5 separate regions of the Homo sapiens genome follow, and all the other regions are linked to region 2. A link is a loop called in an ENCODE intact Hi-C map of the cell type or tissue named here. Cell type or tissue: heart right ventricle. All regions are shown on one strand.

What was found. Hi-C counts contacts between places; a loop is a spot of excess contacts. Peaks named below come from ENCODE experiments on the same cell type or tissue, not always from the same donor. Only the 100,000 strongest peaks of a DNase experiment are listed, where the experiment ranks them.
Region 1: it touches region 2 in a loop (2.0-fold over the local background); 6 of 110 quality-filtered maps call a loop at or near these places.
Region 3: it touches region 2 in a loop (3-fold over the local background); 28 of 110 quality-filtered maps call a loop at or near these places.
Region 4: it touches region 2 in a loop (2.1-fold over the local background); 22 of 110 quality-filtered maps call a loop at or near these places.
Region 5: a loop joins it to region 2, with 3 times the contacts of the local background. A loop is called at or near these places in 45 of 110 quality-filtered maps.

What each region holds. Positions count from the first base shown.
Region 1 is chr17:27,428,834-27,432,833 of GRCh38, forward strand. It overlaps the pseudogene TBC1D3P5. Among named protein-coding and RNA genes, the nearest start is that of KSR1, 26 kb to the right of the region's middle. In heart right ventricle, a CTCF peak has its summit at 2,254 (motif pointing left); a DNase peak (open chromatin) is centred at 2,246.
Region 2 is chr17:27,492,299-27,496,298 of GRCh38, forward strand. The region is part of intron 1 of KSR1 (kinase suppressor of ras 1); the gene reads left to right. Among named protein-coding and RNA genes, the nearest start is that of KSR1, 38 kb to the left of the region's middle. RefSeq lists an enhancer at 3,656-3,725. In heart right ventricle, a CTCF peak has its summit at 2,086 (motif pointing right); a DNase peak (open chromatin) is centred at 2,519; H3K27ac peaks cover 1,166 bases.
Region 3 is chr17:27,582,593-27,586,592 of GRCh38, forward strand. It overlaps KSR1 (kinase suppressor of ras 1), which reads left to right. Exons shown (of 21, transcript NM_001394583.1): 4 at 54-513; 5 at 3,065-3,069. Among named protein-coding and RNA genes, the nearest start is that of LGALS9, 47 kb to the right of the region's middle. In heart right ventricle, no CTCF peak of the experiment used is centred here; no DNase peak of the experiment used is centred here; H3K27ac peaks cover 858 bases.
Region 4 is chr17:27,557,537-27,561,536 of GRCh38, forward strand. The region is part of intron 2 of KSR1 (kinase suppressor of ras 1); the gene reads left to right. Among named protein-coding and RNA genes, the nearest start is that of LGALS9, 72 kb to the right of the region's middle. In heart right ventricle, CTCF peaks have their summits at 2,270 and 2,471; DNase peaks (open chromatin) are centred at 2,306 and 2,675; H3K4me3 peaks cover 2,154 bases; H3K27ac peaks cover 2,706 bases.
Region 5 is chr17:27,597,995-27,601,994 of GRCh38, forward strand. It overlaps KSR1 (kinase suppressor of ras 1), which reads left to right. Exons shown (of 21, transcript NM_001394583.1): 11 at 3,366-3,407. Among named protein-coding and RNA genes, the nearest start is that of LGALS9, 31 kb to the right of the region's middle. In heart right ventricle, CTCF peaks have their summits at 2,049 (motif pointing left), 2,248 and 3,907 (motif pointing left); DNase peaks (open chromatin) are centred at 2,047 and 3,887; H3K27ac peaks cover 1,158 bases.

The DNA of each region.
Region 1 (4,000 bases), 63 kb before region 2:
CCCTATTACTTGGGTCTTCCTCTTCACCTTTTCTTCCTCCTCTTCCTCCTGGACTCTAAGAAAATACAGGAGGCCCACCATTCCTCAGGGCAGGCGCTCAGTGCATATGTACTGGATGTGCTGTGCACGCAGGAGGGGGATGTGGGCAAGACCCTCCAACAAGCCCCCTCCCACTTCCCACGGTGGCCTGCTCTCCCCCTCACAGGGCTCTCAAGGGCACTGGAGGAGCCAGACCCATTTGTGAGAGCCTCCACTCCTCCCTGCAAGCGCTGACAGCCTCAGAGAGCAACAGAGGCCCTTCACTCCTGCAGACTCCTCCAGGGGTGCCAGGACAACAAGCCTTGAGCCAGGGAGACAAGGGAATCAGTGTCTCTTACCCATAGAGCATTCAGAGAGAGGGCACAGGTGGGACCCCTGGCCCAGAGCCAGAGCCAAGTGTTTAGCCAGGTGTGGGAACGGTCAGTCCTGGTATGGACGGGGCAGCCCAGGAGGGCAGAGGGTGACCCACGTCCAGGCCCAGTCACCCACTGTGGAGACGGGTCCCCATGTGAAGTGGCAAGGGGCTGGTGACATCCAAGGCCCCTCCCACCTGAGTTCTGACTGGGGGCCATATCCCAGGCCCAATAGCCCTGGGATGAGGGTGTGTGGCAGGAAGCCCCCAGCGAGGCTGAACCCTGGGGGCAGTTCCAGAAGCCACCTGCCATGCCCAGGCAGCTTCCCCACACCAGGCGGCACACAACCCTTCCTCTGGGATCAGCAGACTATAGGCATGTCATCAGTGTCAGACCACAGGGGCCACACAGAGACCCTGAGGACTCCAGAGACCCAGGCAGGTGGGGCCCAGCCCAGAAAGGCCTGCATGGGCTCACTGGAGACACTGACCACGTCTGTTTTCCTTTCAGCAAAACCCGAGAAAGGGTCCTCAGGACCCAGGTCTGTGCTGGCATCACATGGCGGGAAGACCCTCTGCAAGGGGGACAGGAAGGCCCTTCCCGGCCCACCAGCCCGGTTCCAGCGGCCCATTTGGTCCGCTTCTCCACCTCGTCCTACACCCTGTCCTGGTGGGGCTGTCCATGAGGCCAAGGCCCAGGAACATGTGGGGGCTTCTGGGGAGCCCAGGGCAGCAGACCACTCTCTGGGGGCACCTGGGACTCAGGGCATGCCCAGCCTGGCCCCGGCTCAGGGAGGACCTCGGCGTTCCTGGAGATTCCTGCAGTGGAACTCTATGCTCCAGCTCCCGACGGACCTGGATGTGGGGGGCCCTTGGTTCCCCCATGACGATTTCAAACAGAGCTGCTGGGTCCATGTCCCTTCTAAATGTGTCCTGGACAGCCCCGGGACCATGGGACAGGCCTAGCCCAGGGAGCCCAAGGGGACCCTGACACCGGGCCCAGCCCAGGCCCATCAGGACTAAGAGGGAGGTCGGGAGATAACCCCGCTGCAACATGGGCACCTGCATCTGGTCACCGAAGCCAGGGTGGCACCCCGCCAGCTGCCCTGCAGCCCCAGACACCTGGAAAATCCCATTCAATGGGGAGGCCGGTCCCACCAAGGCCACGAGAGACAGAGAGGTGAGCATGGCAGCCCCGGCCAGCCAGCAGCATGCCCTGGGGCCTCTGTCCCAATCTGCGGGCCTGTGTCCCCCTCCCAGTGCATAATTCCCAGGCAAGAGGGGCCTGGTCTAGACCCCAGCCCTGGGAAGAGAGGGGCACCAGGGGTGTGGTGGGCTCCCAGTTGCAGTCAGTATGACCATGCAGGGGACCCTGGCGCTGCAGAGCTCTGCCACTGTCACAATTCACCTCACAGAAGCCGGGTGAGTCCCGAAGCCTTGCAGCCACTGCTGTAGCCCTTGCAGACACCACGACCAGGTGCCTTCCAGCTGCCAGTGCAGGTTTTCCTGACAGGAGGGCACCCTGCAGCCCTGGCCTCAGCAGCTCAGACTCTGAAGGTATCTGTTATTCATGTTTCCAGTACTCCCACCAAAGAGAATTACTATGGAGGATGATGTTGGTCCTGAGTTGAGCAAAACAGCATGCCCTGTGGATGGAGCCGGCTTCTTTCCAAGCCACCACACTTGCTGGATGGGCCCACGGAGCGAGTGGCCTTGAGACCGGCATGAGGATGGAAGAGGCTCAGCATCCTGCACATGCCCTTTCCAAGGCTCACCAGGCTGACACCACATTTGTGGATGAGAGACTCACACCCAGTCCCTGGGATGGCACAATTTCCCAGGAGGATCAGCTGGCCACCTGCTGGCAGGCTGACCACACTGCGAAGGGGCTGAGATTGGCTTTCACTGCACTGAGCCACAATATGGACATGGACTTGTGGGCCCTGCAGTGCACACAGCATTGCCTCCGAGCAGGACACCCCATTCACAGCTAGGGACAAGCAGCAGTGCGCTTCCACCTCGGGGCCTTGGCTCTGCCACCTCTATTTTGAATGTTCTCAGTTCCCTCCAGGCTACTAGAAGCATCTGGGCCAGGGCTCATGGCTAGATAAGCACCCGAGATCCCAAACAAGCTTCCCATCCTCGTTTTACTTTTTGTTAAACTTATGAAAATTTATTAAGATATGACTTACATCCCTGGTAAGTGCACAGCTCAAAAGACATTCAGAGATGGAACACACCAGCCCCCAGATCACAAAGCCAACCATGCCCAGCCCTTCCCAGCACCCCCAGCCCTGAAACCTGACTTCTGACGACACCATGAGCCTGCCTTTATACTTTACACTCATGGAAGGATAACCATCTTCATGTTGTAAAATAAATGTTTACTGTTGAAATGATTTTACACGTACACCTTCCATCCAGCTGCCCTTAATAAGGACATTTTGCAGTACCATGGCACATAAGAAATTTAGGCCAGGTGTGGTGGCTCATGCCTGTAATCCCAGCAATTTGAGAGGTCGAGGCAGGAGGTTCAGGTTCACTTGAGCCCAGGAGTTTGAGACCAGCCTGGGAAACATAGGTAGACTCTTTCTCTAGAGAAAAGTAAAAGAAATTGCCAGGCGTGGTGGCGTGTGTGTGTAGTCCCACCTAGTCAGGAGGCTGAGGTGGGAAGACTGCTTTAGCAATTGAGTTCCAGGAAGCAGTGAGCTATGATCACAGCACTGCACTCCAGCCTAAGTGACAGAGTGAGACTTTGTCTCTTAAAAAAACAAAATAAGAAATTTAACATGGGTGCAATCCTATTAACTAAATGATAATGTGAACTATTATCTAAGGTTATTAATGCAGTAATTATATGAATAGGGTGAAATTTATTCAGACTTCACCCGTTTTCGCCTAGCTTCTCATACCTGTCCAGGGATCCCACCTCTGACTCACCCTCTGCCTTTAGGTCATGTCTCCTTAGCTTCCTCCAGGTTGTCCAGCCAAACACACACCTGGGCTGAGTGGTAGAGCTGATTGCTCCTGGGCTCCAAACCTCTACAGCATGTTACCATATTGAGTACTGTAGGAAATGGTAACATAATGGTGGCTATCTGTGTATCTAAACACAGAAAAGGATCATAAAAATACAGTATAAACAATACAAAATGGTACACCTCGCCAGCTGTGGTGGTTCATGCCTATAATTCCAGCACTCTGGGAAGCCATAATGGGAGGATCACTTGGGCCCAGGAGTTCAAGACTATCTGGGCAACATAACAAGGCCCCATCTCTTCTTAAATATCAATTTTTAGAGATGGTACACCTGTATAGGATGGATCCATTATAGCCTTATGGGAACCACCATCCTATATGCATTCTGGCATGGACTGAAATGTCGTTATCTGACACATGATCACATAAGTAATCTAGAGATAATTTTAAGCATACAAGAAGATGTGCTTAGGTTATATACAAATACTGCACCATTTTATATCAGGACTTTGGTATCTGTGGGAGATGGGGAAACTGATTCCCCACATACATTGAGGGGCAACTGTAAACATTTCAGGCCCCACAGAAGGCTCAATTCCCTGCACCCCCACCCCGAGGTAAATTCTTTTA
Region 2 (4,000 bases):
CGTCAGACTTGGGAGGGAGGAAGGCAGGAGTCTCCTCAACTCACCTTTGCAGAGCTCTGAAACTGGGTCTGTTCAAAGTTACACCTGCTCGTTTCTTGTGCCCGTGAATTCCTTTCTAGGAATGATCAGGCATCCATAGGCAAGATCTTCCTCGAGAGTCAATAGACCTGAGCCCAAATGTCAGCTCTGTGTCTGAGCTGCCATGTGACCTTGGACAAGCTGCTTCCCTTCCCTTGCTTGGGCTGAGTTTCTAACATTCCCAACTCAGGGGATCAAAAGAGGTGAGTCCTGTGGACTTCCACAGCTCTAGAATGTTCTGTGAGTAATATGCCCCTACTTGCTGTTTGCAGGGAGGCAGCCATGAGTTAGATAAAGCCCCGGAATTCGAGGCATCCATCCCTTCATGCTGGCCACCAAGCAGACCTGTGGATGTTGACTTGTCTCTTGTCTGCCCATAGATGTTGGCTTGGAATAGGGAGGAGGTGGGACTTATTTTGAGCCCGAGTTCCCCATGTACAAAATGGGGCTAACAGGATTTGTCTTGCAGGGTAATGAGGATTTGTGAAAACATGGTTGAATTCCTGGCACATGGTAGGTGCTCATTAAATGGTGTTATACACTTAGTACTTGGCATTCCCAGCCTTACTTTTTGTCTTTGCTGGAAATATATTCCATGCGGGGAGGGAAATGGGAATGATCTTACTTTATAGATGCCACTTCATAGAAAGCATTGGCACTGGGATTGCCAGCCTTTCCCAAAGCAGTGTGTGTTCCTTCATCATTCTGCTGATGATGATCATTTATGGAGCAATTTACTATGTGAGGTACATGATAACCCCAGTCTCCTTTAATCCTCGTGAAACCCTATGAAGCAATAAGGGACTATTATTATCCACACTTTATACATATAAATGAAGAAAGTGAGGCTTTGTGAAGTTGAATGATGTTCCCAAGGTCACCCAGTTAGTAAATGCTGAAGCTGGAGTCCTCAGTCTTAGTTATTAATGTAAGCTTGCTTTTCAGGACAGAGAGGGCTTTGGAGGACCAGGAAGGGCTCCAATTCTGAGGCAAAGGCTGTGAAACACCGGGGTCAGGCAGGAAATCATGCCCTTGAATTCTTTAACAGGGCAGATTTTTTAAGTCAGAGACATTAACGATCAGCTCCGTATAATGTTTATGGCCTGTGTGACCCTGCCCCGTGGTGCTCGGTAGACCCCACTGCCCATGTGTGCCTGATGATTCCATTTCTGTCTTGCTTATTGCAAGTGACCTTGAATTACCTAAAACCCAGGGAAATGTGTTCTTAATCTGCCCTTTTAACAATGCTGATTTTACCCTTCCAACTCAGATTTAAATAACCTTTCCTTCTGTGTTGTCGTGAGTGTAAAGAAGCAGCATCATGAAAAAGCCCAGCCCTAAACTCTCTGTAATTATGGGGTATGGTGGAGAGGGAGGGGCACTGAAAAGGAAATAATGGGGTCGTGAGACCATTGGAAATTGCACTGGTTATATTCAGTAGCAGAGCTGGAGATTTTTGCCTGCTGCTGGGAAAAATTTAAAAAGCAAAACAACCTCTGCCTCAGCCTTGGAGGTTTAGCTGTTGAATTTACTCCCTTTAATTTGAGGCACCTGAGGCTCCCATTTTGTGGTGTGATTGGCTGGACTTTCCACCACTTCTTCCTCTCTCTGGCCAGAGAGAAACTTGGGGACGCTGAGGTGGTTTGTAGCAGCTGTCATCAATGTCCGCCTTTCATGTCCACAGTGGTTTGGAGCAGAGGCCCAGAAATGCTTGGGGAGTCTCTGTGAATTCAGAAGAAGTCTCCTTCTCCCACTCCGCTGTCTGACAGCAGGTTAAAAAAAAAAATTACAAAGAGCTTCCAGGAACAAAAAGTGGAGATGATTTTTTTTATGGCCCTTAAAGACTTGAAATTTGCAGGAGAAATGCCGTGTGGTTGCGTAATTCTATATGTGGAGTATCTGGAATTATTCCTGGAGAGGCGGGCAAGCACCCAGATTAGAGATGTGTAAAGTGCAGTTTTGTCTTGCAGTCCAAGCAGGTGAGCATTCAGGCCTGTGGGAAGGAAGGAAGGGAACAGCAGGTGGCAGTAACTGGGAAGCTTGCCTCTGAGTGAGATTAACTAGAATGTATTTTTCCGCTGCATTTAAAGAGCCAGTGAAAGGGGCAGATTTACCCAGGGTCACGTGCCTGGTCAGTGCCTTAAATGGACCCAGGGTGTCAGCCCCCTCTGCCTCGACTTCAACAGAGTTAATGTTTCCCCAGAGACTAATAGAGGGACCGATATTAGGGATTCCGGGGACAAGTACGAACAGGTCTTTCGATTTACATTTAAAAGCAGTAGAGAGCAGGAAGGAGATTTCTGGCATTTGTGCAGTTTAAAAACCAACTAGACAAAAAATCTTGATGGAGCTGTTTCCCAATCAGCCTGGCAGTCCTCTCAGCATTGACGTCGTGAGAATGAAAGCTTCTCTGAGAGTGCCATTGGGCGGTGTCCCTTCCAAGTTCTCCAGGAAGCAAATTTTGGACCCTGGCCGCTGACTCAGTGTGGCCTGCTGGGTGGCTCCCTGTGCCTGGGAGGCGGCCCTGTCAGTGTCCCTGGGCTCAGCCCATAAGCAAGTGCCCCAGGTGATCCTGCTCCCATTCAGTGACTGGAGAGGCAGAGGGAAGGGGCTCCCGGGCAGTGCGGGTTCCAGGTGGGCACAGCTGGTAAGCCGGGCGGCTGGGCAGGGCTCTGCTTCAGGTGTGCAGAGTGGGTGTGAGTTCTGCACAGCACAGGAGGTGGTTTCTGCCCTTACCCATTGGGCAGGGAAGGAAGCTTGAGAAATCAGACTTGATTTTAGCAGGACAGGAGCTTGTGGGCTTCTGAAAGAATGCACGCCTCAGTGGTACAGGGTTCTGGGGGTATATGCAGCGGCTGCTCCTCTCCTCCTCCCCTGAGCCCTCTAATACTGATCTCGCACTTTCCTGGCCTTGTCCAACATCTTGGGAGGCAGAAAAGCATAGTTTATATGTGTGCTTGTCTTTATACAAGGCTCTGTGTGTGAGTGTGACTGTGGGTGTTTATTTAACTCAAGAAAAGTCCAAGGGACCCCTCACACAGAGGAGGTGAGGTGCATTGGACAACCTGGGCCAGGACTTGGAGGACATGTCTGCCCCGATGATGACTTAGGCCCAGTCCCTTAGTATCCTTGGGATATAGCCCCCTGATCTGCCCCAAAGGTGGAGTTGGGCGACAGGAGGGAGGCTTGGAGATCATTTCTCGTGTCCCTTCCAGCTCTGAAATCTGTGAGCAATGTTGTCCAGTAAGGCTGTCTCTACCAGGTAACACATGACTGCCAAGTGGGTATTTTAATCACTGTGATTTCAGAATAACAGGGCGAGCTCTCACAGAGCATTCATTGCTTCATCGATCATGCAGTCCCTGTGGAACCTGAGTTGATGGCGGGTCTACAGTCAGTTCAGTTTACTTGTAGCTGTCATTGATCAGGTGCAAACATGCTTTTCAAAGCCTGGAATCATTTTTTTTAAGTTGGATCATATTTGCTTATTATAATTGGTAAAATTTGAGTGTTGCCCCTAGGCTCTCAGAGGGAACAGTTTGGAAAGTGCTTCCTTCCAAGAAGAGACGAGATGGTACTGCGCATAAGCCTCCTTTAGGGTTGGGTCTTTATGCAGGCAGATAGTAAGTGCTTCTGGAACGTTTTGAGTTCTGCCCCCTACTCCATGAGCCGCCGCAAGATCTGGCTTGTTGGGACCTCATGGGCCAGTGGTCAGGCCCAGCATTATGAATCTCTTTTGGCCAAGTTCCTGGGATAGGCCTGTTTCTTCTTTAATAACTGCAGTGTGAAACAAGTCTTATTTTGAGTAAGAGAGTGAGGCCCCGGGTGGCGTTTTTGTGTTTGCCTAAGGGAGATGCCTCATCTCCAGCCACCCAGATGTGACTGGAGAGAGCCATGATGCTGCTTTTGTTTGTCTCTAATT
Region 3 (4,000 bases), 90 kb after region 2:
CTGTGAATTCCTTCCAGCCCTGACCATCTGTGACTCCACGTCTTGGTCCACAGGAGGGGAGCACAAGGAGGACTCCAGTTGGAGTTCATTGGATGCGCGGCGGGAAAGTGGCTCAGGGCCTTCCACGGACACCCTCTCAGCAGCCAGCCTGCCCTGGCCCCCAGGGAGCTCCCAGCTGGGCAGAGCAGGCAACAGCGCCCAGGGCCCACGCTCCATCTCCGTGTCAGCTCTGCCCGCCTCAGACTCCCCCACCCCCAGCTTCAGTGAGGGCCTCTCAGACACCTGTATTCCCCTGCACGCCAGCGGCCGGCTGACCCCCCGTGCCCTGCACAGCTTCATCACCCCGCCCACCACACCCCAGCTGCGACGGCACACCAAGCTGAAGCCACCACGGACGCCCCCCCCACCCAGCCGCAAGGTCTTCCAGCTGCTGCCCAGCTTCCCCACACTCACCCGGAGCAAGTCCCATGAGTCTCAGCTGGGGAACCGCATTGATGACGTCTCCTCGATGAGGTGAGTGCTCCTTCTGGGCAGCTACCAAAAGTGCCCTCTGTGGTTTTCTAATCATAAAGATATATGGAAGGACCAATAAAATCAACCCCTATAGACGTGTGTAAAGTCAAAAGTAAAAGGTGCCCCCATCTTTCAGTCCATTCCTCAGACTACTTTAGTGGTGTGGGCTGAATCCTTCTAGATTTGGTTTTGTATGTACACGTACATGCACATGACGTGATGCCACGTATGGGTCAGGGTAGGCCAGGTTACACAGAAATAACAGATATGCCCAAATCACCAGGTCTTAAAGGAACAAAGATTTGTTTCTTGCTCATGCCGCCTTGTCCATCTTGTCCATCATGGGTCAGCCTCCTTCCGGGCCCAGACTGTCTGAACATTGCTGGCCACGGTGGCAGAGGGAGAAGTGAGTTCCAGATGTCATGCCCTGGCAGCTGCGTACTCCTTCTTGGAAGTTCCACCCACCATTCCTGGCCCAACCTGAACAGGAGAATGAAACAGTGCTCTTTGCCCACACGCCCAGGAGGGGAGAACTGGAATATTTGGCAGAAACCACTAGTGACTGTCAGATACCATACCATCTACTCTGTCCCATGACTTGTTTTTTCAACTTCCCTTGGTATCTCTGAGAACATCATGTCAGTACATCTTGGAATGTTTTACTCTTTTGTTTAGTTTTTGACTTACAAATTTTTCTATCTATATATTTTGAACAAGTGAGACAGTCACATGGTCCAAAGCGCAGCAGCTCTGTGGCTTCTCAGGGTACGTGGTGAAAACTCTACCCCACCATTTTTATTCAGTCACAGGGTTCCCCTTTCAGGAGCCAACCAGGCTAGCAGTTTTGTGTATGTCTATAATTAATTAAACCCCATTTGTTTGACTTGTTCATATTATTTCGTTGTATAGTTTATCTTGTCCCTTCTTGATGGGCGTTAGATCATTGTCTTTTTTGTTACAAAGATTGCCCTTGTCAGTATACCCTTGGCAGCACAGAAAGAAAGGGAGTGTTTTCCTTGGGTGCCTCTTACCTTCTTGTACCCCTGAGGATTGGGGCACCTGGTTTCTCTCCTCGGCATGGGCACCCCTTTCCTACGCTTGATCTTAGCCAAAAGGCCGAGAAGCAATAAGGGCACCCTTTTTCTAGGGGGTTCCTTGGGCCCTGGTGTATCTTGGGCCTTGGAGTCATCTTTGGAACGGGCCTGATCCCCTCTCCCAGTGCATGCTGTTAGGGTCCTTTATGGGATGGAGCCTGGACAGCTCCGATGGGTTTGAGTATGCTGCCCAAGGAGGAGAGATCCAGGTGTCACCGACCCTGCTGCTCCCACTCGGGCTGTCCTGCTGGGGCCTGGGTCCCACCCAGAAGGGGCTGTAGAATGCAGTGATGATGGCCACACGAACATGGGTCAGTCAGAGGAGGCCTCACAGTGGGCTCAACCCAGTCCCTGTGTTTCTGTCTTCTCCCAAGAAGAGCATTAGGAAAGCTGTGGTCTCATTCCCATGCTAGAAGGTGGCAGGGACACAGCTTCAGGCAGATGACACAACTAGCCTCAAACTCCAGCCAGTGACTGAGCCTCAGACCCTGGGATTCTGAGTCCAGTCCCTGCAGAGCTACCAGAACCAGCACTGACGTGACGCTCAGGCCACCTCGCTGTTCTGGTGACCCCTGAGTGCTCTGCTTCCTCCAGCTCCATGTGTTCTCAGGGGCAGTGGCTGCCCCCTGGGGAGGCTCAGGGTGTGTCCCTGCCTGACTCTCCTTTCAGGGGCTACCTCTGCTCTGCACAGCTGTTATCTCTGCCCTCCTGTCCAGCCACACCCTTGCCAACTGATAGTTATTTTTTCTTTTTCTGAGAAGGAGTCTTGCTCTGCTGCCCAGGCTGGAGTGCAGTGGCGCAATCTCGGCTCACTGCAACCTCCACCTCCCGGATTCAAGCGATTCTCCTGCCTCAGCCTCCCGAGTAGCTGGGATTACAGGCATGTGCCACCACACCTGGCTAATTTTTGTATTTTTAATAGACACAAGGTTTCATCACCTTGGCCAGGCTGGTCTTGAATTCCTGACCTAGGTGATCCACTCGTGTCAGCCTCTCAAAGTTCTGGGATTACAGGCATGAGCCACCAGGCCTGGTCTCTCCAGCTGACTGACCCCTTTTCTTGCCTGGCTCTGGGCCAGGCTCTCCCACTGTGAGCCATGTGACCTACTGAGCCTCCTGAGGCTCAGTTTTCTTGACTGTGAAATGGGCTGAACTCTAATTACCATGCTTGGTTGCTGGCGAGGCTTACGTAAGCTAATGTATTAAAGTGCACAGCACTGAGTTTAGATGTCCCCTGGGGAGGCCTGGGGAATGCCCTTCTAGTCCTTTCCATTGAGGAAATGTCCCCACAGAGATTGCAGGGGTTCCCAGAGTCAATCAGCCAGTCTGGCCTCAAGCCAGGCCTCAGAGTCCTACGTCCCAGCCCCTTGCCTGCTCCCGCCCAAGGGTAGTGTTCTAGGAACACGCCGAGCCAGCGTGGTGACGTAATCCCCCTCTCTGCTTTTTGTCTCCTCCAGGTTTGGTAAGAGAGATTCATTTCCATCCCCTCTACCACCTGGGAGTCGTGTGTGCGTTGCTGTCCCCATCGGGGGTGGACCTCTTTGACCCACCTCTTAGCCCGTTCAGCCTCTCCATAGTCCAGAAGCAGAGGTGCTGGTGACCACCTCAGGAAATAGCCCTAAGACAGGTGGCCTTAAAGTGACTGGCTGGCTTCAGCCCAGCTGGTGGCTGCTCTCTGAGAATCAGAGACCTTGAGCACATCTCAGCCCACAGGCAGCCCCATGAAGAGCCCTGTCTCCACCTTGCCCTTCCCCACCGAGACTCTCCAGCAGGGACTCTGGCCTGCTGGGCTGCCACGGTAAAGCAGCACCCCTGGGAAGGCGGTGCCATCTGCCTGATTTCGCTAGACTTTAGCCATCTCCAGAACCCCACCTGATGTCCTGGGATCCCACTCTTCAGGAAAGGGACATTCCTGGAGGCAGAAATGTAGCGCAGCTCTGAATGAGGCCCCAAAAGATGGGAGATGCAGAAGCCCCTTTGGGAGGAGAGGACACCTGGGCAACCCTTGACCCCCTTTCCCACCCCCACCTCCAGGTTGGGAGCACGTTCCTGCACGTGGCTATGCTGTGGGGCCTCTCTCATGAGTCAGAGCGGAGGGAGACAGCTGTGCCTCTGGAGTCTGCTTTTAATTGTCTGGAAATGCAGAGATGTCTGGTTTTTGCCTGAGCAAAATAGGAGTTTATTTTTGTACTATCCCGAGCTGGCTAAGGAGAGTCACGTAGCTGTGGGCGGGGTCTTGGGGATGAGGAGGGGTACAGCAGGCAGGGACTATGCTGAAGTGGAGCTGGCTGTAGGAACCCCAGGGAGGCACAGGGGGAGCATGAAGAGGAGCTACACTTCCCTCCCTTAGTGCCCGGGCAGAAACTCCCAGGGCCCTTCACAGAACCTTGGAG
Region 4 (4,000 bases), 65 kb after region 2:
GACCTGAGATCCTATGGGTATCTAGAATGGGCCTATCTGCCTTTTACACAATGTGAGATCATGGGCAAGTGACTTCATCTCTCTGGGCCTCAGTTTATCCATATGAGAAATGACAGATTAAGTGACCTTTTAAGTCCTTTCCTCAGATGGCTGCTGCTTCTGGACAGTAAAGAAGCCTAGAGTAGAAGGAGTTCTGTCAGGTGAGGTGGTTCGGAGAGACCATGTGGAGTGGTACCTTCCCCTGAACCCTCCAGATGGTGGCTTTGCCTTGCCTCTCAGATGTGTCTGCCCTCCTGTAAGTTGTATACCATGCTCTCTTCGAGGTATTTCATCATGTGCTTTTCCCACTGGCTCCTATGTAATGTTTGTGTGCAGCAGTTGGAGCTCTGCCGCACGGATCATGGGGTGATGTTTTTACTCCTGTATTCTGTGCCCCCGAGTCAGGCTTTTCTTCCATGGATTTTGGGCAAAGCTTCCTTGTGTGTCTTCACCCATTTTTTTTCCTTTAGCCCACACAAGATGTGATCAGCTATCCATTGTTACTGAGAGATGGGAGTTTTAAATTTTTCAACACCAAGCAAGTACAGAAGTGTTAGAAAGCAAGCAAAGGCCCTCCTCTTCCACTTCGCGGGGATAACACCTTGTTAACAGGTCAGTGGGTGCACCTGCCAGACCTCTTCACGCATTTTACAGTCACTTAAAATGACGTGCAAATTTACTCCCTTCTCTCTCTTTTTTTTTTTTTTTGTTTGCTGAAATGGGATCATATGATAGATATCATTTTGCAGGTTTGCAGTCTTAACGTCATCTGTGTTATCCATAAAAATTCATGTTATCCTTCTTTAACAGTAGAGTAGTAAGAGATACAGTTTCATCAAGGTATGATATGAATGCCTGTGTCTGAGGGATACCCACCTGCTCACATACATGCGCACACAGTGACATCAGGCAACTTGGTGGTTCAGGTGACTCAGCACCTGAACGAAGATGAGAGCCCGTGCCCAGAAGAGGCCAGGTGCCCAGCTGTAACGCCTGGCACATGGAGGCCCTGGCAAATACTTACTGGGTGAAGGAATGTACCAAAGTCACTGCAGGATAGAGGTCAGGGATGCCAGACTTGAAAACAGGACTCTTTCAATATTTGTCTGTCTGTCTTTCTGTTTTTTGTTTTTTTTTTTTTTCTTTGGAAGGGAACAAAATCCGTGAAGTCTCTCTGTTTCCTTTTGCTAACCTGATAGTGCTGAAGGACCCCCGCATCTTTGCAGTCAGTGCCTGAAGATGATCTGCCCAGGGCTGCCCCCTGAGGCTTCCTGGGGGAACTTTGTGTGGTGGGATTTGTCCCTTCAGTCACTTTGAGTTCTCTGCTGACCTTGACTCTTCATGGCTTCATGACTAGGACTTTGATTTTTCCCTTAGGAAAACATACGTGGATCGTTTGTGTGTGCAGCCGTCTGTGTGTGTAATCTCCTCCTTCCTTTTCCATATTGTTTTCCTAAGGGCCATCCCTGCAGGGTTATCTAAATACCATTTCAGATTTTGTCTTTTGGTTGGATAGTGTTTGCGGTCTTAAAGTTTCCAGGAAATAATGCCTTTTCTACTAGAGGAAGAGAGGGGATAGACATGGATGTGGTCACACAGTACGGCAGCTGCATTTCCAGGTTCCTGGTGTGGCTGAGGTGGCCCTGCGTGGGTTTCTTTCTGTTCCCACCTGAGTCAGATGCCAGCCCTCTGCGGCTCCGAGCCTGCTGCGGCGCTGCATGCCTGACCTTTGGTTCCTCGTCCCTTCCCTGTCTGTAGATGTTGGAGACAGAACTTGGGCAATGCCTGCATGTGTTTGCCCAACCACTAGATCTTCATCTAGAGCAGCGCTGTTCAAAACCTTCTGTATTGTCCATTCAGTGTGGCAGCCCTTAGCCATATGTGGCTTGGGGACACTTGAAATGTGTATAGTGCAGCTGAGAAACTGAAATTCGTGTTTTGTTTTATCGTAATGAATTTTAATTTGAATAGACATCTGGCTATGACTGCATTGACCAGGGCCCTGTGGTGAGAGCTGGGATGCTGAAGACACCTTCCTCTGCCCCAGGAGCACACAGACTGGGGTGAAACAGGAAGTGAGAGCCCCAGATGCCCTGATGGCTCCGGGATGGGATCTGTTGGAGCCAGTGGGCCAACTCATCCTGGGTAGTCAGGGAAAGACGGATGTCCGGGAAGGCAAGAGCACACCAGGCGGAGGGAAGAATATCTGCAGAGACCCTGAGGATGAGGAAATCAGAGCGCTTGTGAAGCGCGTGAGGAGGAGTCTGTGAGGAGGCTGGCGGGGAGCCGGGGTGGATTCCTGCAGCTCTCCCTGTGTGCAGTGTAGGGGTTGGGGCTCCTCTTAGGGGATATTGGAAGTGTGTGTGAGAGAGGGGCAGGAATTCCAAATGAACATTAGAATTGTTTAAAGGAAAATAAAACTAGCAAGAAGGCTGCATTCACATGGGGATGGGCTGAGAGTGACGGGGTGAGGAGCGCTGCCTCCCACGTGGCTGGAGGGTGGAAGGGTCGGGGATAGGAAATGAGATGGGAGGGAGCTCAGAGGCGGGGCCCTGCCCCGCTCCCAGTCATTTGGATTTGCACACTATGGCTGTTTCAAGCGGCCCCCTGTCCCACAAGTTACGTCTAAAAGTCTCAGCTTCATATTCTGGCAGCAGCTGGGGAAATGATTTCAGAGCCTGCTGGCATGGAGCCATTTTTTTTTTCTTTAGCAATTTCCCGGTTGGAAGTTGTTGAAAGGAAGTGGCAAGCGCTGCCTGAGCAGTTCTAGCTGGGAGAGGTGGGTGCTGCAGAGTCTGGGATTCCAGGGTGAAAGCCACAGGTTCCCCTGAATAAGCTCTTACTGCTGGTGGTTCCTGAACTGAAGATGCAGGCGGATCTGGTAAGGGGATTTTTGTTGTGATCCTGACTGGACATGTTTCTCTTTCCGCTCTCCTCTACCCTTGCGTTCCTGTGTTTAAGATGAGGCCTTCTCCCAGAGATGGGGGACAAAGCTGCCTTACTCCTGCCACCATTTTGGTTTCCCAGTGGCTGGGGGTGGCCAGAGCTCTGTGTGGACACCAGGAATGTAGGCTGTATGAGGCAGTAGGATGTGTGAGACCTAACCAGGAAAGCGAACCCGCATTTGGCTCCTGGGGTGCAGCTTGAGTCGGCATGACTATGGCCCTCATTCCTAGCCTCTCCTTCCCACCCCTCCTCCTGTCGGCCCCATACTCTCTCTTTGAGAGCCAGAGGCCCAGCTGTTCTTACAACCTTGCTCTTTGGCAACTGGGAGCCTCCCCAGGAAGCAGCACACACCCTCACCCAGCCTCCTGGAGGGATCTGTGCCAATGTGTCAGCCCAGCAGCACAGGGCTGCCTTGGTACCAGCCCAGTGGGGGCTGGGCCACACAGCTCTCCACTTAGGATGGGGAAATGGTGGCAAGTGGTGGACTGGCATGCCTGTATCACCTGGCCAGTCAGGAGAGGAGCTGAAGTTGGAGCATGGAAGGAAGGGGCAAGCTACAAGGCCAGCATTGTATAGATGTCATCCTGTTTCATCCTTATCCCTGGGACAGGAGACAGGGAGATCTGATGATCCCCTGCAAGCTGATGGCAGGATGAAGATTCAAACCCAGGTCCTTGTACTTCCTTCTCATACACAATTTTGTCATCTAATATCTTACCCAGAATAGCACAGTTTTGGGGCTACTGTATGATATGTAGTTGTGTAAATGAATTGACTGCCTGCCTTTGTGTGTGTGCACGTGTGTCTCTCTCTTCCCCCCTCATTTCTTCTTTCCTTTACATTCACTCGTTACTCATATGCACCCATTGATCACTTACCTTTTACCTGGTACCTTGATTAATTATCACAGAGGATTAATTGATGAGCAAAATAGTCTGTCCTGGATGCTTACAGCTAGTGTGATGCACACGTCTGCAAATAACTAGGGTGCGTAGCTGACTGCTGGCCCCAAGGA
Region 5 (4,000 bases), 110 kb after region 2:
AAGCAGAGTAGACCTGAGCCAGAGCTGACCTCCAGCTCCACCCCAGCCCACTGCCTGGTGTCTGTGGGGAGAGGTCAGGATTCCAGCCTCTCCTGCCCTCAGCTGCTGGCCTGGGGGTGTCTGCCTCTCCAAGCAGCAGAGTGAAGCCCACCTGCCCATTTTGGGACTGAGCTGCTGCCTCGGCCTCCCTGGCAGCTCCTCAGAGTCAGTCTCAGCCTTCAGTTTATTACAGTTCGCAGTCCCAGAGGAAGGAAGGTGACTGTGACACTCCTGTTTGCTCTGGACCCAGCCACAGGCCGTCTCCAGCCCATAGAGTCCAGGTCAGGCCCCTGTCTCTGGCCTCTGGAGCTCCAGGTCCATGAGGACAGGCACAGCTCTCCCTGTGCCAGGAGATCCCCAGCTGGAGCCATACCCAGCCAGCAGGAGGCCAGGGAGCTTCTCCTGGGACTTCTTTTGGGGACGGTGGAGACGGAGATCTTGTAGGAATCTCTCTCTTTGCCTTCACCTCAGCACGCACGTGGCTGGATATCTCCTGACATTCACGCGTTGTCCTGAGCACACCCCTCCCCTCCCTGCATTGAGTGATGGCCCATTTGATTAACCTCCTCTCCCATTCTGCTCTGTCTTTATTATGCTCTGAAACTGTGCCTTTTGCTAAACCTCCCAGTTTGGGTTTTTGTAAAAGCAAAGGGTGTGTTTGGAACACGGCAGTCACAGAAAAAGTTCTTTTTGCACAATCAGCCAGACCCTTGCTGCTTTCCCTGATGTCCCCAGATTGGGCCTTCATCGTCCCCTGCACAGAGGCCTCACTCTCTCCAAGATCCTGTCTCTTTGGTCGTGGCAGCACCAATGGGTCAACCCTCCCCCCAACCCCCACTGCCCGCCCGGCTGGCCCGGTGGTTCAGCTGGAGAAGGCACGCCTCCTATCGTCCCCTGCTCTGTGCTGTGCAGGGGCATTGCACTTGAACTTCAGGGGTAAACCTGGGAAAAGATTATAGTCACGTGCTGCTTCACAACGGGGAAATGTTCTGAGAGAGAGATTCCGTGATTTCATTGTTACGTGAGCATCATAGAGCGCACTTACGTAAACCCAGATGGTATAGTCCTCCACACGCCTCGGCTGTGTGGTGTAGCCTGTTGTTTCTAGACTGCAAACCTATGCAGCATGTGACTGTACTGAATATTGTAGGCAATTGTAGCACAATGCTAAATATTTGTGTATCTAAACATCTGAACACAGAAAAGCTACAGTAAATATACAGCATAAAATATTAAAAATAGGGCTGGGCACAGTGGCTTATGCCTGTAATTCCAGCATTTTGGGAGGCCGAGGTAGGCGGATCACTTGAGGCCAAGAGTTCAAGACCAGCCTGGCCAACATGGTGAAACCCCATCTCTACTAAAAATACAAAATTAGCCAAGTGTGGTGGCACATACCTGTAGTCCCAGCTACTCAGGAGGCTGAGGCATGAGAATCGCTTGAACCCAGGATGTGGAGGTTGCAGTGAGCTGAGATTGCACCACTGCACTCCAGCCTGGGTGACAGAGCAAGACTCTGTCTCTAAATCAGTCAATCAGTCAATTGTTCTTTATTTGTAGGGGACTGGAAGCTGCTCTGGAAGAATTCCTGTACACTATTGTAGACTTTATAAACACTAAACACTTAGGCTATACTAAATTTATTTTAAAATATTCTCCTCAATAATAAATTAACCTTAGCTTACAACTTTTTTACATTATAATCTTTAAACATTTTTTTTAACTTGGACTCTTTTGTAATAACACTTAGCCCAAAACAAACATATTGTATAGCTGTACAAAAACTTTTTTTTTGAATTTTTATAAGCTTTTTTCTATTTTTAAAATCCTTATTTTTTCTTTTACTTTTTAAACTTTTTTGTTAACTAAGACACACACGCTAGCCTAGGCCTGTGCAGCCTCAGGATCATCAATATCACTGTCTTCCACCTCCACATCTTGTCCCACCGGAAGGTCTTCGGGGCAGTGACATACATGGAGCTGGCATCTCCTGTGATAACAGTGCCACCTTCTGGATACCTCCTGAAGGACCTGCCTGAGGCTAGTTTACAGATAACTTTTTTTTTTTTTTTTTTTTTTTGGTAAGTAGAACAAGTATACTCTAAAATCATGATTAAAAGACTGGATGTGGTGGCTCACGCCTGTAATCCCAGCACTTTGGGAGGCCAAGGTGGGCGGATCACCTGAGATCAGGAGTTCAAGACCAGCCTGGCCAACATAGTGAAACCCCGTCTCTACTAAAAATACAAAAATTAGCCAGGCATGGTGGTGGGCTGGGTGCCTGTAATCCCAGCTATTTGGGAGGCTGAGGCAGGAGAATCGCTTGAACCCAGGAAGCAGAGGTTGCAGTGAGCTGAGATTGTGCCATTGCATTCCAGCCTGGACAACAGAGCAGGACTCTGTCTCAAAAAATAAATATATAAATAAAAAAAATTTTAAAAATGATTAAAAGTACAATATAGTAAATACATAAACCAGTAATACAGTTGTTTATTCTCATTATCAAGTAAGATGCTACCGTGCATAATCGTGCGTGCCATCCTTTTATACAGCTTGTAGTTCCGTGGATTATTTCCCGCCAGCGTCACCACAGACACGTGAGGAATGCATGGTGCTGCCCTGTTACCACAGCTACCACATCACTAGGCAAGAGGAATTTTCCCACTCCATTATAATTAGGGCCACCGTCATGTATGTGGTCCCTTGTTGACCAAAACAACATTCTGTGGCACATGACTGTATTTACACCCCCATTTGACAGTGAGACAGCTGGAGAGGTTAGCCAACTCCCTAAGGTCCCAGAGCCTAGTTATGTGGCAGAATTGAGGTTGGAACATGCTGTCAGCTTCCAGAACCCCAGTGTATCCTTTTCAGTCACCTATGAGAGAGAGAGAAAAAAATGTGGGTAGGGAGTGGTAAGGTTGAGACACTCTGGAGGTACAGGTGGGGCTCAGGGGGAGGAGGCCATTCTTCCGTACATAACACTGTTAAACTTTTCAGAATCACTGTTTCTCTCCCATTGTATTTTGCCCTTCTGGGCTCACATGCATTTCACAGAGTGCTGGTGACCGGAGACGGGGTCTTGGAATGCCCAATCCTCCAGTGCAAGCCCCTTTAGTCCTGCAGACTCCTGCCAGGGCCCATTTTCTCCCAGCTCTTTTCCTCCTTCCTGCATGGTTTGGCCTGTCCTTGCCAGGTCCATCTGGGGTAGGGCTGTCCCAGCCCAGTAACAAGTCCCTGCCTCCCAAGCCGGTACCTGCAATTCCGCTCCTCCCTCCTGCGTTGGCCGTTCTGTGTGTGTGACTCACCTCCTCTTCTGTTTAAAGCTGCCTACTTCATTCATCATAGACAGCAGTTTATCTTTCCAGGTGAGTCCTTTGCATGGTTCCATTAACTGCCCTTTGCTGTGACCCCTTCTGTCCTGCCCACCTGGGCAGGGCGCCCTCTCTCTGGGTACCTTTGGAGATACTTGAGTCTCCCTCCACCTGTTCTGAGAGCTGACTGCCCATAGAGGATGGGAAGAGGGCAGGGCAAGTGCCCTGGTGGTAGGCCTCTTACGTGAGAAGTTCTTGCTGGGAGGGACCCTGGAATCCATCCCATCCAGCCTCTTGGCACAGAGACTGCAGGCAACCTTTTCAAGGTCACACTGCTAGGAGATGGCAGAAGGACTAGAATCTGGGTTTATAGAATGGGGAGAGGACTTTTTGCTAATGCCTTATGAGCATATGTCACCGTATCCTCCCTTGCACAATGATGGGAGGATATCTTATGCACAATGTCTTAGAGAAGTAGAAACCCATTTGGGAAGGTCTGCGGGCTTCTCTTAGTGGGCTTCACCCTTCTGTGCCTTACCACACAGTGCCATCTGCTGGCCATTGCTGGAAATGCCTCCTTATTGCAGAAAGTTTAAAGGAAAACGCTTTCAGTAAGTCAATACATTGAGTCCCTTCTGCAAAAGTTG